2 separate regions of the Homo sapiens genome follow, and region 2 is linked to region 1. Evidence: chromatin contacts called from ENCODE Hi-C or POLR2A ChIA-PET data. All regions are on one chromosome and are shown on one strand. Each heading gives the region's core, a stretch centred on a gene start or an enhancer-like site at or near the end of the contact. The rest is flanking DNA. Distances are from core to core; before and after follow the strand shown.

Evidence for each region. Hi-C counts contacts between places; a loop is a spot of excess contacts on that map. ChIA-PET counts read pairs that join two places held with the same protein, here RNA polymerase II (POLR2A). Pooled maps may share reads with other maps.
Region 2: a loop to region 1 is called in a pooled map, with 8 times the contacts of the local background. The contact joins two enhancer-like sites. A Hi-C loop is called at or near these places in 1 of 168 maps with a recorded cell type or tissue (heart right ventricle) and 9 of 50 pooled maps. POLR2A ChIA-PET finds 5 or more read pairs at or near these places in 10 of 52 experiments (A673, H1, OCI-LY7 and 5 more).

The regions. Positions count from the first base shown.
Region 1 is chr6:157,423,905-157,431,115 of GRCh38, forward strand. All of the region lies in intron 1 of ZDHHC14 (zDHHC palmitoyltransferase 14), which reads left to right. Among named protein-coding and RNA genes, the nearest start is that of ZDHHC14, 46 kb to the left of the region's middle. RefSeq lists a silencer at 339-539. Within about 2 kb of position 4,612, at least 4 of the 41 ENCODE cell types and tissues checked have a DNase peak (open chromatin) inside an H3K27ac peak, as active enhancers do.
Region 2 is chr6:157,462,091-157,469,301 of GRCh38, forward strand. All of the region lies in intron 1 of ZDHHC14 (zDHHC palmitoyltransferase 14), which reads left to right. Among named protein-coding and RNA genes, the nearest start is that of MIR3692, 63 kb to the right of the region's middle. RefSeq lists enhancers at 2,256-2,756, 2,757-3,257, 4,092-4,879. Within about 2 kb of position 2,886, at least 3 of the 41 ENCODE cell types and tissues checked have a DNase peak (open chromatin) inside an H3K27ac peak, as active enhancers do.

The sequences.
Region 1 (7,211 bases), core at 3,362-5,861:
ATGAGGTTTCAGAGCACACTGGTTCAGGCATCCATCAGCGCTTGTGTAGCTCCCAAACAAAGCCCAGCCTGGCAGGCGCTTGAGGTAAGCTGGGCCTCAACTTGTCCCATCCAAAGCTTCGGCTTATTTCACCTGAGTTTTAACAGATGCGTGCTTTGCATAACAGTCTGTTCGCACCCAAACCAAATACACTTCTTTTTCATATCAAACAACACATTCACTGAAATGATTTCTGTAGATGTTTGAGAGGCAGCCACTGTGTGATATATTTAAACTCACTTTGTTCTGTCTGAAAAATGTGTTGAAAAGAATTCTGAACAGAGGGGAAAAAAGGCAAACCTTAAAGGGATATTGCTGTGATAAAATGGTATGCCAGTGGTGGTGAGAAATTTTGTTTTGCCTTCAGGACTTATTTGTTTATTAAAGAAGAGTGAAGGCAGTATGGAGATGTCAAGCCACAGCTCAAGTAAACGTTGAATCTGACGAGGTCAAACTCAAACACAATCACTGCCCTATTTTTTGGTGGTGCGATTTTGAATCAAAAGGGGGACTGACAGCACAGATAGGGAGAGAACAAGTGTCTTTCTGAGGCTTTCTGAGCTTGAAGCCGTCCTGTTCTCCAAAGCTCTAAGCGGAACACCTGATTAGCAGAGTCAGAGAGCAAACGTGGTGCTTCGCTTGGCTATGAACAAACAACTGGTTAAAAAGCCTTTCTGGAGGTTCTTGTGAAATCTGTCTGGGGGCCCAGAAACCCTGCCCCGAGCAGTGATTTTAGTAACATGGGGATAAGTTTGCAGGAGATTCGATTAATGATTAAATGAACAAACCGGGAGTCCTGGTTTGACTTCTCTTTCTCACCTCCCCTATCCAATCAATCACAACGGCCTGGGAATTTCTCCATAGAAATATCTCTCAAATGTGCCCTTCACTGCGTCCCCAACCCCACCCCAGGCCCCAGAGTCAGCTGGGCCCAGCTTCTTCAGCAGGATCCCTGCCAGGTGTCCTAGGTCACCCGCCAGCCCGCCCACTCTCACTCTTCAGTCCATAGCCAGCCACACTGCAGCCAGAGGGAGCTTTTCATATAAACTCCAAAATCAAGAGTGTTCTGATGTTTAAGACTCCCATTGTTATTTTTATTGGGGTTGCATTATGTTTATAGATTAATTTAGGAAGCATTGACATTGTCTTATTGTTGAATCTTCCTGTCCAGGAATGGACATCAAGTTTTCTGCGTCCCTCAGGTTAATTTAAATTCTCTTCATAAGGATCTTGTACAACTCTTGTTTCATTTACTGTTAATTTCACCCTCTTGCTTCTATTATAAATGGAGGCCTTTCCTTCTAATATCTCTTGAAACTGGTTATTGTTCATATACAAGCAAGTTATTGATTTCTACATATTAACTTGCTTCTACCACCCTACTGAATTCTCTTATGGTTTGAGTAGTTTCTTAATGGATTCTTTGGGGGTTTTTAGCTGTATAGGCATATCATATGCAAATAGTGAGAGCTGTACCTCTTTTTTCCTCATTTTTAAATCTCTAATTTCTTTCTCACCCAATTATGTTGGCCAGCTCCTCAAAGAACAATGATAGCGGACATTGTGTCTTGCTTTTCAATAGTGAAATGCGACTAGTGTTCCCTTTCTAAATGCTGAATTTTGGTTGCGATATCTGCATTTTATCATGTTAGGAAATTATCCATCATTACTTCATTAACTAAGCATTTTTGAAGAGGGATCTTTTCAAAAGGCAGACTTGATCATGTCACTCTTCTGCTTCCTGGTGTTCTGAAGTAGAAACTAAAATTCTTGCCTGCATCCCCAGCCCCTGGGCCATCCGGTCCCTGTTTCCCCTGCAGCCTCATCTGGCCAGATGCTGCATTTTGCTGCCTGGGCTCCAGCCACACCGGCTGTCTTGTAGCTTCTAGAACGTGCTGTGCCCCTGCCAACCTTAGAACCCTTGGACACCTGTTTCCTCTGTAATGCTTGCTGCTCTGCCCTCTGCCACCCCACAGGTCTTTGCCTAACCACCTCCTACTATCTTGCAGAGGTCATCTCAATAGGCACTTCCTCACAGAAGTCTCCTGATCCCCCAACCAGACTGGCTCCCCATCTAGTCCCCTGCATTCTACCTAGAGAGGCAGATGGGGTCAGAGTGTGAGGATCCTGGGGCAGTGAATCTGAGGCTGCCAGACCAGGGGTGGAAGGTCTAAAGGAGGCGGTCATGCTGCTCACGTTCAGATGTGAGAGCCTCCCGCAAGGTGGTGGTTCTGGGTTGGGCAGGAGGGATCTGGCACAAGGAACGTTATGGAGATGAGAGCTGCACAGCTTGACACTGAATGGATGCTGGGTGGGGAGGTGGGGAAGGGACAGCTAGGATGACCTAAGGACTCGACTTGGATGATTGGATGGTGTCATTCACTGAGATGGGGATTCCAAGAAGAGAGGCAATTTTAAGGGAAAAATCAATGAATTTGGTTTGGAACATTCAACAGTCATTTATGGAATGCCAATGGCATGCCACATGCCGCATTAGGGTCTTAGGATCGAGGGTGACCCACAGAGCAGTTTGGCCCCCACTTCATGGAGCTGACTCGTTGAGTTTGAGGGGCCTACGGGGCACTCAGGGGGAGAAGCGCACCAGCTCGCAGGATGTGTGGGTCTGGCACCCAGAAGAGAGGGTAGCCTGGTGCTTGACACTGGGGAAGCCCTGGCTGTGGGTTTGGATGAGGAGAATCCTGGGAGAAGGTGGAAGAGCCGATCAGAAGGGGATGCTGGAGGAAAACAGCGGTCAGGTGTGTGGGAGGGAACAGAAAGGATGGGGAGCTGGAAGCCGCACTAGGAGGGAGTCAGGCCACGGGAGAGGGGCCAGCGTGAGGTTCTACAGAGCTCAGGAGAGAAGCCGGGAAGCCGTCTCACCTTTGGCCATTGGGAGGCCGTTCACCTCCATAAGAGCGTTTTCCGTGGAAACGGAGACTTCATTGTAGTGGGTTGAAAAGTGACAGCTGGGGCTGAGGGACCAGGAAGTGGGCGCATCCATTGCAGACGGCCTTTCTATAAAAGGCAGCTGTAAGGGAAGGAGAACTTAAGATAGTGTCTGGAGGAGAAGGTAGGTGAGGAATCGGTCTAGAGGAAAAGGAGGAGAGGCACGGTGCGAGCTGGGGTGGCAGGGGAGCAAGGGCCCCAGGGAGAAGAGAGGGAAGGAAGAGGGCGTGCAGGGCGGAGGGACAAGGCTCAGGCGTAGACCTGGAGGGGCATCGGGCCTGGGAGCACAGGAGGAAGGAGGAAGGGCGGGTGGAGGGGCAGCTGTGGGAGGGCTCGCCTCATGCCCTTGGTTTATCTGTGTTCAGAAGCCAGTGTGATGGTTGATTTTAAACATAATACAGCAAGTGGGCAGAGATGTGAGGGTTGGGGTCTCAGCGTTTGGAAATGTCACTCAGTGAAATAGGAAGGGAAAGTGTCTACAGAGATGCGCAGGATGCAGGGCCCCGAGGACTGGAGGGCATTTATGTTTTGGGGAATCTGCTTCCCACTCTGCTTTCTCCAGCAGGGCCTACCAGCATGGGTTGGCGTGGGGGTGAGGATGGTTGGCTGGGTTCACTCAGGGTTGGAGTTTAACAGAGCAAATGCAGGACCAGGAGGCTGGAAAGTCAACAGCAATGGCAAAAGGGAAACTGATGTGATAAATCACGGGGTCCAGGCTGGCAGAGATATGAGAGGAGAACAGAGGGGCCCGCAGGCAGAGGAACGTGAGTATTGAGATGTCGGCATGGGAGGTGGCTTGGATTTTCTTTTCAGAAATGGCAGATGCGCTAGGGCTGTTCCTCCTGGAGTAGTGGGAGTCAGAAACACACTGTGAGATTGACCACCTTCCATCGGAGTGTGGAAACAGGTTTTCATCAAGATCCTTTCCATGACATTGTGGCCCCCAAGGACAATGGAATGGTGGGGCTCTAGTCTTCATCTTTTCTCAGTAACAGCATAAAGGATGAATCTAATAAATCACAATAAAACTTTTATTGTGATTAGAGGAATATTGGGCTCCTGGAGGGCTGTTCTGTCATTGATATGTGCTGTGTTCACTTATCCATGTGAAGGAGGAATAGGGATCGTGAATAGAGGAATATCGGGTTCCTGGAGGGCTGTTCTGCTGTCGATATGTGCTATCTTCAGCACCTTATTCAACCTCAATATTTTCTGCCAGCAAAACTGTTGAGAAGGGGAGGAGAGTGCCGCAAAGGCAGTGTGCTGACACGACCTAAGCCCTGGCACAGTCATTTTGGTGTTTGCATGGGTGGCAGCAACACAGTAGGAAGATAAAGGGCTGCACACACACCACAGAGACCCTGCCCACTCCCACCCTCCGGTGCCCCGACCTTGCCAGCTCCTCTGCCATAGAAATCCTCTCAGGAAAGTGGACTGGATTTGCCAAGCAGGGTAGTGTTTTTCTAAACCAGTGATCTGGGAACTGGTATTCGTCTAAAATTAGCCTGTGAAAAGATAAGCTTTAATATATGTCATTAGGTGGAATGACAAGTAATTGAGAGTAAAAATTCCCATTAAAAAAAAAATCTCCGGCAAACAAGGTCATCTTACATAAAAGGGTACTGTGACTTTTTCAGCTGCTTTTTATAGCGGTGCCCTCTGAAACTAGTGGCCTGTTACGCCTTGTGGAAGGGCACCCGAGAGAGGCGCATTCCTGCTTAGCGAGTCCCCCCGCCCGCCCCACCCCGCCCCTAGCCCCCGAGCACAGGTGGCTGGGGTCTCAGGCCAGATTGCTTATGTGCTCACTAGCAACCTTCCCAGTATAAAATGGAAGTCTGATCGAGTCAATTACAGTGCATTGTTAGTCGTTACCTGTTCTGGTTGTTGCTCCTTACATAAAGTTTAATCTCTTTGGTTTGTTCTGAGCAGTCAGAGGTCTCAGCTCCCAGCCAGTGCTTGGTGCTTTCTTCGTTACTGTGAGCCCTCTACTATGATTTCACTCGAGTGACATTTATAGCCATGTACCTGGTTGACAGGAACAGTGAGTCACGGTTTTCCACATTCAGCACCTTTGATTCCTTCCCTTCAAGGGATGATGAGCTTGTGAGTGTGTTTGCGATGAGTGATTTTATCATTGAAATGACTGGAACCTGCAAGTCTGAGTCAGCTCACCCTGCATGGATGGTGGGGGCGTGGGGGAAGGGAACGGCCTAGGATCCACTAATTCTTTGAAAACATTTCTGGGGGACAGGCTCCATGGATCTGTGCAGTGATCATCTCGGCATGGGCGTCGAGACTTTTAGGTCAGCATTTTTCCCACTGAGAGGTGTAATCCATTACTAGGTCATGAAATCAACTTACTAGGTTGCTGGTCAGAATGGAGAATAGAATAGAAACAGAGTAGAATGGAAAATAGAGTACGTCTCCTTTGATAAGCATTGGTATTGTTTTGTGAAACTTTTGTTTCAGTTTAGTAGACTGTGATATAAAAATGAATTTATTGCTGTGGTTAATGGTCCAAAAACTTTGCACATCACTGCCCTAGATGGATGGTAAGTCTTTAACTGATGAGTTCCTTGGGTGGGTATTGAGGATGATTGACTCATTTTTGTATGCCTTTGCCTCTAGCTGTATGTAGCATATATTAGAGGCTCACTAGCTGTTTGTAGAAGGAAGGTAGGAAGGAAGGAAGGGAGGGAGGGAGGGAGGGAGAGAAGGAGGGGAAGGAAGGAGGGGAAAGAAGGAAGGAGAGCAAGGAGGAAAGAAATAAAGAAGGAAGGAGGGAGATCCGATTTTACAGACTTGAAGGGCTGGATAAAGCAGGCCTGGAAATCATATTTCATCTCTCAATATCATTCCAGGATCTCAGCAGCCATCTGTCTTCTCCTCCCTTTTCAAAACCTCCTCCTAAGTGATCTGGAAAGGGAGTTGAGGAAGTCTCCCATATGATGGCAAGAGACAATGGAGGTAACCAGCTCCAAACCAGCAAGCCAGAGTTCAGGATGATAGAGAATCTTCAGGAGGGAAGGAGAATGGCTAAGAAAATTGCTGTCTCTGAGCAGTGCCAGGGTTAATGGAATCTCTACTCAAGAGATCTTGATTGGATAACACGATGTGTTTGCTATTGCTGCTGTAACAAATTTCCACAAATTTAATGGCTTAAAATAGCACACATTTATCACTTTGGGAGGCCGAGGCAGGCAGATCACGAGGTCAAGAGATTGAGACCATCCTGGCCAACATGGTGAAACCCCGTCTCTACTAAAAAATACACAAATTAGCTGGGCGTGGTGGTGTGCACCTGTAGTTCCAGCTACTCGGGAGGCTGAGGCAGGAGAATTGCTCAAACCTGGGAGGTGGAGGTTGCAGTGAGCCGACAGTGTGACACTGTACTCCATCCTGGTGACAAAGCAAGACTGTGTAAAAAAAAAAAAAAAAAAAAAGCATACATTTATTGTATTACAGTTTTGGAGGTAGGAAGTCCAAAATGAATCTCTTTTGACTAAAGCAAAGATACCAGAAGGGCTGCATTCTTCCTGGAGGCCCCAGAGAGAACCTGTTTTCTTGCCTTTTTCAGCCTCCAGAGGCTGCCCCCGCCTTTCCCTGGCTTGTGGCTGCCTTCCTCTGTTTTGAAAGCCAACAATGTCAGGGCGGGTCCTTCTCACACTGCCATCTCTCTGGTCCTCTCTTCCAACTTTTAAGGACCCATGTGATTATATTGAGCTCACCAGGATAATGGAGGGTAATCTCCCTATTATAATGTCAGCTGATGAGCAGTCTTGCTTCCGTCTGCAACGTGAATTCCCCTTTGCCATGTCACTTAACGTATTCACAGGTTCTGGCGATTAGCGTATGGACATCTCTGTGGGACCACTATTCTGCCTACTGCATATGTTTTGAAGATCTTCAATCACTGGTGGCCCTGCCAAGGCATTTGTATTTGTGTGGCATACAGTAGGGCTGGACATGTGTGCATGTGATAAATCCATTTCTACAGAGTTAGATAAGATAGTCATCTCTGGAGAAAGATGGGCCTGACACCTGTTTTGACTGGGTTACTTGTAAAGCCAGGTTATGATACATTCTGGGACTTCCTCAGAGCTGTTGTGTTGCTGATCTGCTTGATGGACTTGTCTGTAAATAGCAGCTGTCTTCATCTGGCTCACAGACTCCCATCTGCCAGAGTGTATACGGGACACAAGGTGAAAGGAACGTGAGTGTGGGTG
Region 2 (7,211 bases), core at 1,636-4,135, 36 kb after region 1:
CTGTGAGTTCACATAGTTTCTGAGCTTATTTATAGTTTCAGCCTCTTCAGTGTCCTCTGTGTTGTCATGAATTTTCCACCATCGTGTAAAGTTAGCTCTTTTTCTTACTTACCCTGAATCTGCCTCCTTCAGTTCAAAGTGGTCTCCTTAGCTCTGGGGTTTCAGAGTTGACGGACATGCCTGTTCACCCTTTCTATTCTTTTCCAGTATATTTTCTAGTGAGATTCACTGTAGGTTTCCACAAGATGAACACTAACTGGAGCGATGAGTGCCTTGTGGATCCTTCAAGGATTTCAACAGCAAAGTTACCTCGAGCCATAAGCCTGCATTATGTTCTGACTTATAAGAAAAGCGATTTTTCTTTCTCTTTGTTGTCATGGGGCTGTCTTCCACCACATTAGGCAAAAAAAGTAGTGCAGTGCCTTGTTTTCAGAGCTTCTGCTGACAAATGAAGATTCCGAGGACTTTTGGGTTAGGCAAAGAAATGTGGTATTCTCTGGCTTCAGAGGATCTCTTTGAGAACCTCTTTGGAGGAGAATGCCTATCCCTGCTTTGCATTATAACTCTTAGAAACAAAAATTATTGTGTTTATAAATCTTCCCTTAGCTGTCTGCTCCTTAAATCGGCTCCTCACAAAGTGGGAAAAGAATCCAGGGTTCTCTGTTTGAAGTGCCCAGCCCAGTGCCCCCCAGCCCTGGAGGGCCTGGCGGGGGCCTCTTCCTGCCCTTCACTGCCTTTTTTCATGGCTGTCTCTGCAGACTCAGCTGAAGTTACCCATTAAGGGGGCTGGATGTTGTGTCGAACAGTACAGTGGTGGTTAATGCTGTTTAATTGTTTAACTGTGACCCTCACAGAATTACCAAGAATAAAATACTGCTGTTTCATTACCAATAAAATTTCCTAAAAGTGCATAAAGATAATTGTAGCTAGGAGTCAGTCTCTTTTCCAGAAAGATTCTTATGTCGGCTGAGTTCAAGTAGGTAGGTGCATGTTATATAGAAAGTTTATTACACGAGTTGTTGGCTATTCAGACATGCACGTGAGGCAGCTGGAAATGAGATCCTTCCATGGGAAATGCTTAGTTTGGAAAATGAAGACCTGAGAACATAAGAAAATAGAAATGTCACAGCCTGTTGTTTCTGTTGTCTCTTCGGTGTTTGGAACATGGCATAGAACAATTGAAATTGGTTTTTCAATAGAAACAATTGAATAGTCCAGATTCATTATTTTTTCCCCTCTTGCTATAAATGAAGATTTATGCAAAATAATCACATTCTCTTTTCCTGCCTATTCTAATGAGCTATTATTATTATTTTAAGACCTCCAGAGGTCTTAAAAGCACCCCAAAATGTGTAGCCCTGCCCCTATACATTTGTATATCCATAGCAGTGCTGTGCTCTCTATCACCCCCAACTCTTCACCAGAGGGGTTGACAGTGACTGAGCCTACAGGAAGAATCATCAGAAAGGAATGTAAGACAGCAGCTCCATCCAGTATTCCCACCTGAAGAAGGTCTTGCCAGGTTAAGATGGCTATTGTGGATAATATACTCTTAGATATAAAATAATTCTCAAGCTAAGCAGATGGTGCTGGCACTTCGTCCCAATGTCTCCCCGCTTTACCTTTCATTAGTCAGATCTGAAAATTAACACCAGCCGGCACAGTGGTTCACATCTGTAATCCCAGCACTTTGGGTGGCTGAGGCAGGCGGATGACCTGAGGTCAGGAGTTCGAGACCAGCCTGGCCAATGTGGTGAAACCCCATCTCTACAAAAAATACAAAAATTAGCCAGGCATTGTGGCTCATGCCTGCAGTCCCAGCTACTCAGGAGGCTGAGGCATGAGAATCACTTGAGTCCAGGAGGTGGAGGTTGCAGTGAGCTGAGATTGCATCACGGCACTCCAGCCTGGGTGACAGAGCAAGATTCTGTCTCAAAAAATAAAATAAAATAAAATAAATTAACACTAATGATGAAACTTTTAAAAGTTGTAGTAAGCAAAGGTAAAAACATAAGCTGTAATAGAAGTTCAGTCCATGTTTAAGTATTTAATCGTGACAACTACATGTATATGTTGAAAATCCTTCTTTAACCTTAGAGTTCTGAAGTTTCTAGAGGTTGGATGGAATTGCTTCCTGCTCTTGAGAAGACTACAACCTGAAATATTCCGTTTGCATGTATATTTTAATACACATACTTTGATAACCTTGTTCTTAAATATATATGCTGAATAGTATCTTTCATCTTAGGACTTTGAAATAATTCATTTATTTGCCTTTTCTCCTCTGACTAAAAAGAGTTATAGTTCATAGTTTCCTCATTCATTCAGACCAGGACTTATTAAATTAGATAATTCCTGATTAGATATTCTATTTCTTAGCTGTGTACATAGTAGGTATTCAGTAAATATTATTGACTTATTTAATGGTTACTTGTGCTCTTCAAATTACACCTGTATATTATGAAGTAGATTTTAGGGTGAATGTATGGGAAGCTATCATTGGTCCAGATTAACTGCTTTTCCCTCTTGTAAATGAATCTATGAAAATTAATCACTTTCTCTTTTCCTGCCTATTCTAATGATCTATTATTGTCTTTAAGCCACCCCAAAACTTAGTGACCCGAAGCAAATTTTGTTCTACTATCTCCTGGTTCTGTGGGTTGACTTGGTTCAGCTGGGCGTTGTCTGGTTAGGCCATTTCATGCAGCTTCTGCCTGATCCTGGCTGCCAGGGCCGTCCGCCCTTGGCTGCCTCCCTCACAAATCTCTCTCGTACGTAGCTGTGACCAGAGCAGCTCAGGGCGGGCCAGCTGTGGCTTCGTCGCAGCAGGGTGGTCTTGGGTAACCAGCCTCTAGGGCCAGTGTTCCAAGAAACCAAGACCAAAGCTGAGCCAGCCTTGAAAGACCCAGGCTTGTGCTTCTGTCACATGCAAGTTCTGGGAGCAGCAAAGAATTTGCAGCCATCTAACCTACCCTGTGACATTCTAAAAAGCAGCGTGTTTTTTTCTCTTTCTCCTTTTTTTTTTTTTTTTTTTTTTTACATTTTAATGGTTGTTTATTGGGTTGAACCAATGAAAAAAAAAGATTTAATTTTCTTTTTAGAAAAACACAAACATGTTCAGTTCTCCTGTTGTGCCATTACATTTTAGATTGTGTTAGTTTCAGATTATACTTAACTTGTCATAAACCAAGTAGAGTACATTTAGGTGCCTACTCTGAAACTAAAAACATCTTAATTTTGTGGTTCTGACTCACTGTTATTTATGAGAGCTTTTCTGAGAATTGTCTCCTTGAGATCAGATCCCTTGGGGGACAGAAAGTCCCTACTGAGTGTGGTAAAAATGCCCAAGCCCATTAAAACAATGGCCACCCCCATAACAATGCATTCTCCCCAGGAACCACACAAAACGGGAAATGAAATAAAATGGATGACTTAGAGTCTTCTTTCCTAGGGAGTCTGGATTGAACCATGGCATCTGGATAGTTAATGCCGTTCTATTTAGCAAGAGATGCTAAAAAAAAAAAAGAAATCTTCAAGGTCAGTCTTCTGTGTAGTGCCATGAGGCTCTCGTTAAAATGTCACGTACCAGGAGATTCTACCCCTGAGGGCAGGTTGGCCTCTGTGCCTTGGTCACTCTCCAGAGGTCTGAACTTGGTAGAGAGAGGTGGGGGCTGGGCGCGATAGCTTATGCCTGTAATCTCAGCACTTTGGGAGGCTGAGGCAGGTGGATCACCTGAGTCCAGGAGTTCAGGATCAGCCTGGCCCACACGGCGAAACCCCGTCCCTACTAAAAATACAAAAATTAGCCGGGCATGGTGGCGGGTGCCTGTAATCCCAGCTACTCGGGAGGCGGAGACACGAAAATCACTTGAACCCGGGAGGCGGAGCTTGCAGTGAGTCGAGATGGTGCCGCTGCACTCCAGCCTGGGCGACAGAGTGAGATTCTGTCTCAAAGAAAAAAAAAAGAGAGAGAGAGATATGGGAAGATAGGCATCTCGCAGGCGGGCCCCACAGCCTGAGAATTTCTTCTACCTTGGCCTGATCCTCAGCTGCCTCTCTGAGCGCACTCATGCTTCTCTAGGGAGGACTGGAGAGGGCCCCTGTGGCTTGCTGTGATGCTGGCTTACCTCTCCCTGGGTAAGTGCAGCTGCCAGCAATGCTGGTTCCCATGGCAATGCAGGGCCCCAAGTGCCATGCAGCAAGGACAGCTCGGTGCGTGCTGTACAGGGCCATCTGCTCCACAGTAGCACCCTCCCATTGACAGGATCACAGCCCATACCTGCGTCCCTGGCCATTGTGGATTCCCAGGGTTTAGGACTGTGCTTGGCACACAGGAGGCACTCAGGAATATTTGTTGACTCAGCAGTAAATGCAGAAATCAAATATGTGTTATTTAAAAAATTGAATTAGTTGTAAAAACCAAAATAAGACAATTTCAACTAAAATTAAATTCTTTTGTTTTTTTGGCCAGGCATGGTGGCTCACGCCTGTGATCCCAGCACTTTGGGTGACCAAGGTGGGCGGATCACCTGAGGCCAGGAGTTCGACACTAGCCTGGCCAGCATGGTGAAACGCCGTCTCTACTAAAAATACAAAAATTAGCTGGGTGTGGTGGCAGGCACCTGTAATTCCAGCTACGTGGGAGGCTGAGGCAGGAGAATCAGTTGAACCCAGGAGATGAAAGCTCGTGAGCCGAGATCACACCACTGCACTACAGTCTGGGCGACAGAGTGAGACTCTTTCTCAAAAAACAAAAAACAAAAAAAATTATTATTTTTTTCTTGAAAAAAATGTTAAAAAAAAAAGTAAAACCTGGCAATACTGGGCCTGAGAGGTCTGGTGGGAACTGCGCAGTAGCTGCCCTCACATGGCGAGGCTCATTCTCCAGGTGACTGAAGGCTCCTACCCTTGTCTATGCCTTTCCACCCAGCCTACTTCTCCTGTTTGAGTTTGCAAACCCCATAAGGCATGTTCCCATCTCTAATTTGGAAACACCATCCGAGTTTTTAAATTTATTTTGAAGGAGGTCATAAAATTCTCGCATTGCAAGATTTTTTTACAGCACCTTTATTGAGATGTAACTCACATGCCGTGAGATTTGCCCTTTTAAGGTACACAATTCAGTGGCTTTTAGTATACTCAGAGTTGTACAACTATCACTCTTCTCTAGTTTTAGAACCTTTTCATTGCCCTAAAAAGAAACCCATACCCACCAACAGTTGCTCCCCCTGTCCTACCCCACCACCCCTGCCTGGCCTAGGCAACCACTAATCTATTTTCTGTCTCTATAGATTTGTCTATTCTGGACGTTTCAGATAAATGGAGTCATGTATTATGTGGCCTTTTGTGCCTGGCTTCTCTCACTCAGCATAGTGTGTTCAGGGTTTATCCATGTTGTAGTATCTATGAGTTCTTCATTCCTCATTTTATTTATTTATTTATTTATTTATTTATTTATTTATTTATTTATTTATTTTGAGATGGAGCCTCACTCTATTGCCTAGGCTGGAGTACAGTGACATGATCTTGGCTCACTGCAACCTCCATCTCCCGGGTTCAAGCGATTCTCCTGCCTCAGACTCGCAAGTAGCTGGAATTACAGGCGCCTGCCAACACGTCTGGCTAATTTTTGTGTTTTTAGTAGAGATGGTGTTTCACCATTTTGGCCAGGCTGATCTGGAAATCCTGACCTCAGGTAATCCGCCCATCCCGGCCTCCCAAAGTGCTGGGATTACAGGTGTGATTCATCCCTCATTATGGCGGTATAATATTCTGTTGTATGAGTAGACCGCATCATATTTATACATATATCGGTCGATGGATATTTGAGTTGGTTCCACTTTGGGGTTCCTATGAATACTTCCTGGAAGACTTTAAATCCTATTAAATAATTGTGTGTGTTATGTAGCACTTTAGGCATAAGAGAAAAAGCATCACATCAGAAAAACAAGGATAGGTTGTCAACATTCCAAAAAGTTTGGAAAAATCACTACTATAAGAAGAAAACTATAACCTAACAACTCCTGAGTTAGAGCAAAGGGCAGCACCAGGGAAAGAACCTGAGTGGAGGGCTGGAGAGGGGAAGACAGGGCAGGCAGCAAGCTTCACTGGAGGGAGCCTCAGGCAAAGTTTGGCTTCCATCAGCCCCTCTGACCTAATTCGTCTAGGAAATCATCAATGTCCAGTGTGCACTAAAGTGAATCTGGCTCTGAACGCGGAGGTAGCAGGGATGGTGACAGCACTGCACATTCTCAAAAGCCCATTCCTTGTGATATTTTACATCCTTCTGTTGTTAAAGGGCTTCCAGTATAGAGGACATGCTTACACAGCACAAGCCTTCCCCTTAATTGCTGGGTCCTGCTGAAGATACAGTGCCTGTCCAGTTAGAAAGAAGGTTCTTCTCAAGGATTGCAAACATGTGGCATTTATATGAGTACTACAGCAAACAGCTGTCTCTTGATAGCAAGAAGCTCCCCTTAACACTGTGATCCCAAAAGACAAAGTATGTTTTCAGAATGATTGTCCAAGTTTATGATAAAGCAGATAGAAGGAGGCCCTGCTCTTTTGTGAAGTCGTCTTGCTTTCATTGGAGGAGTAATGCTGATTTCCTGTTTTATGGAGAAGATAAGCCTAGGAAGACACTTGCTTTATAACAACAGCAGTAGGAGTAATTTATTGAGGACCTACTGTGTGCCAAGCACATTCTTACTGTTAATTAGTCCAGCATCCTACAAAGTAGATATTTTGATTCTCATTTAATGGGTGAAAAATTTGACGCTCAGACGTGGCGCAGGATTTAAGATCATTTAACTGGTGAATGGCAGAGCTTGCATCTGAGCCCTGGACAAAGGCTATAAAACCCAGGTCTCTATTCCCCTAGGGCCATCTTCCCAGGAGATGATATTTCTGGGAGGGAAGAGGTCTTAATGTGAATGACAGAATCTCATCTCTCTGGGACAAGATGGCCAAAGGCAAAATTGTTGGCTAGGTGAATCTGGCAGCAGAATCTAGCCTACTGCAGCTGGGACAGCAGGCAGCTGCCCACATGTCCAGCATGGTACTCTGAACTCCAAGGGGCTGTCCTCACTCTGGCAAGAACTCAGGGCCCTAAACATTTCTTCATCCTATCCCCAAACACAGCTCACCAAATTGTTGCCCTCTCTTATATGGAGTTGATGAGCCTGTGTCTGTAAAGGTGTGAATGACTAGGG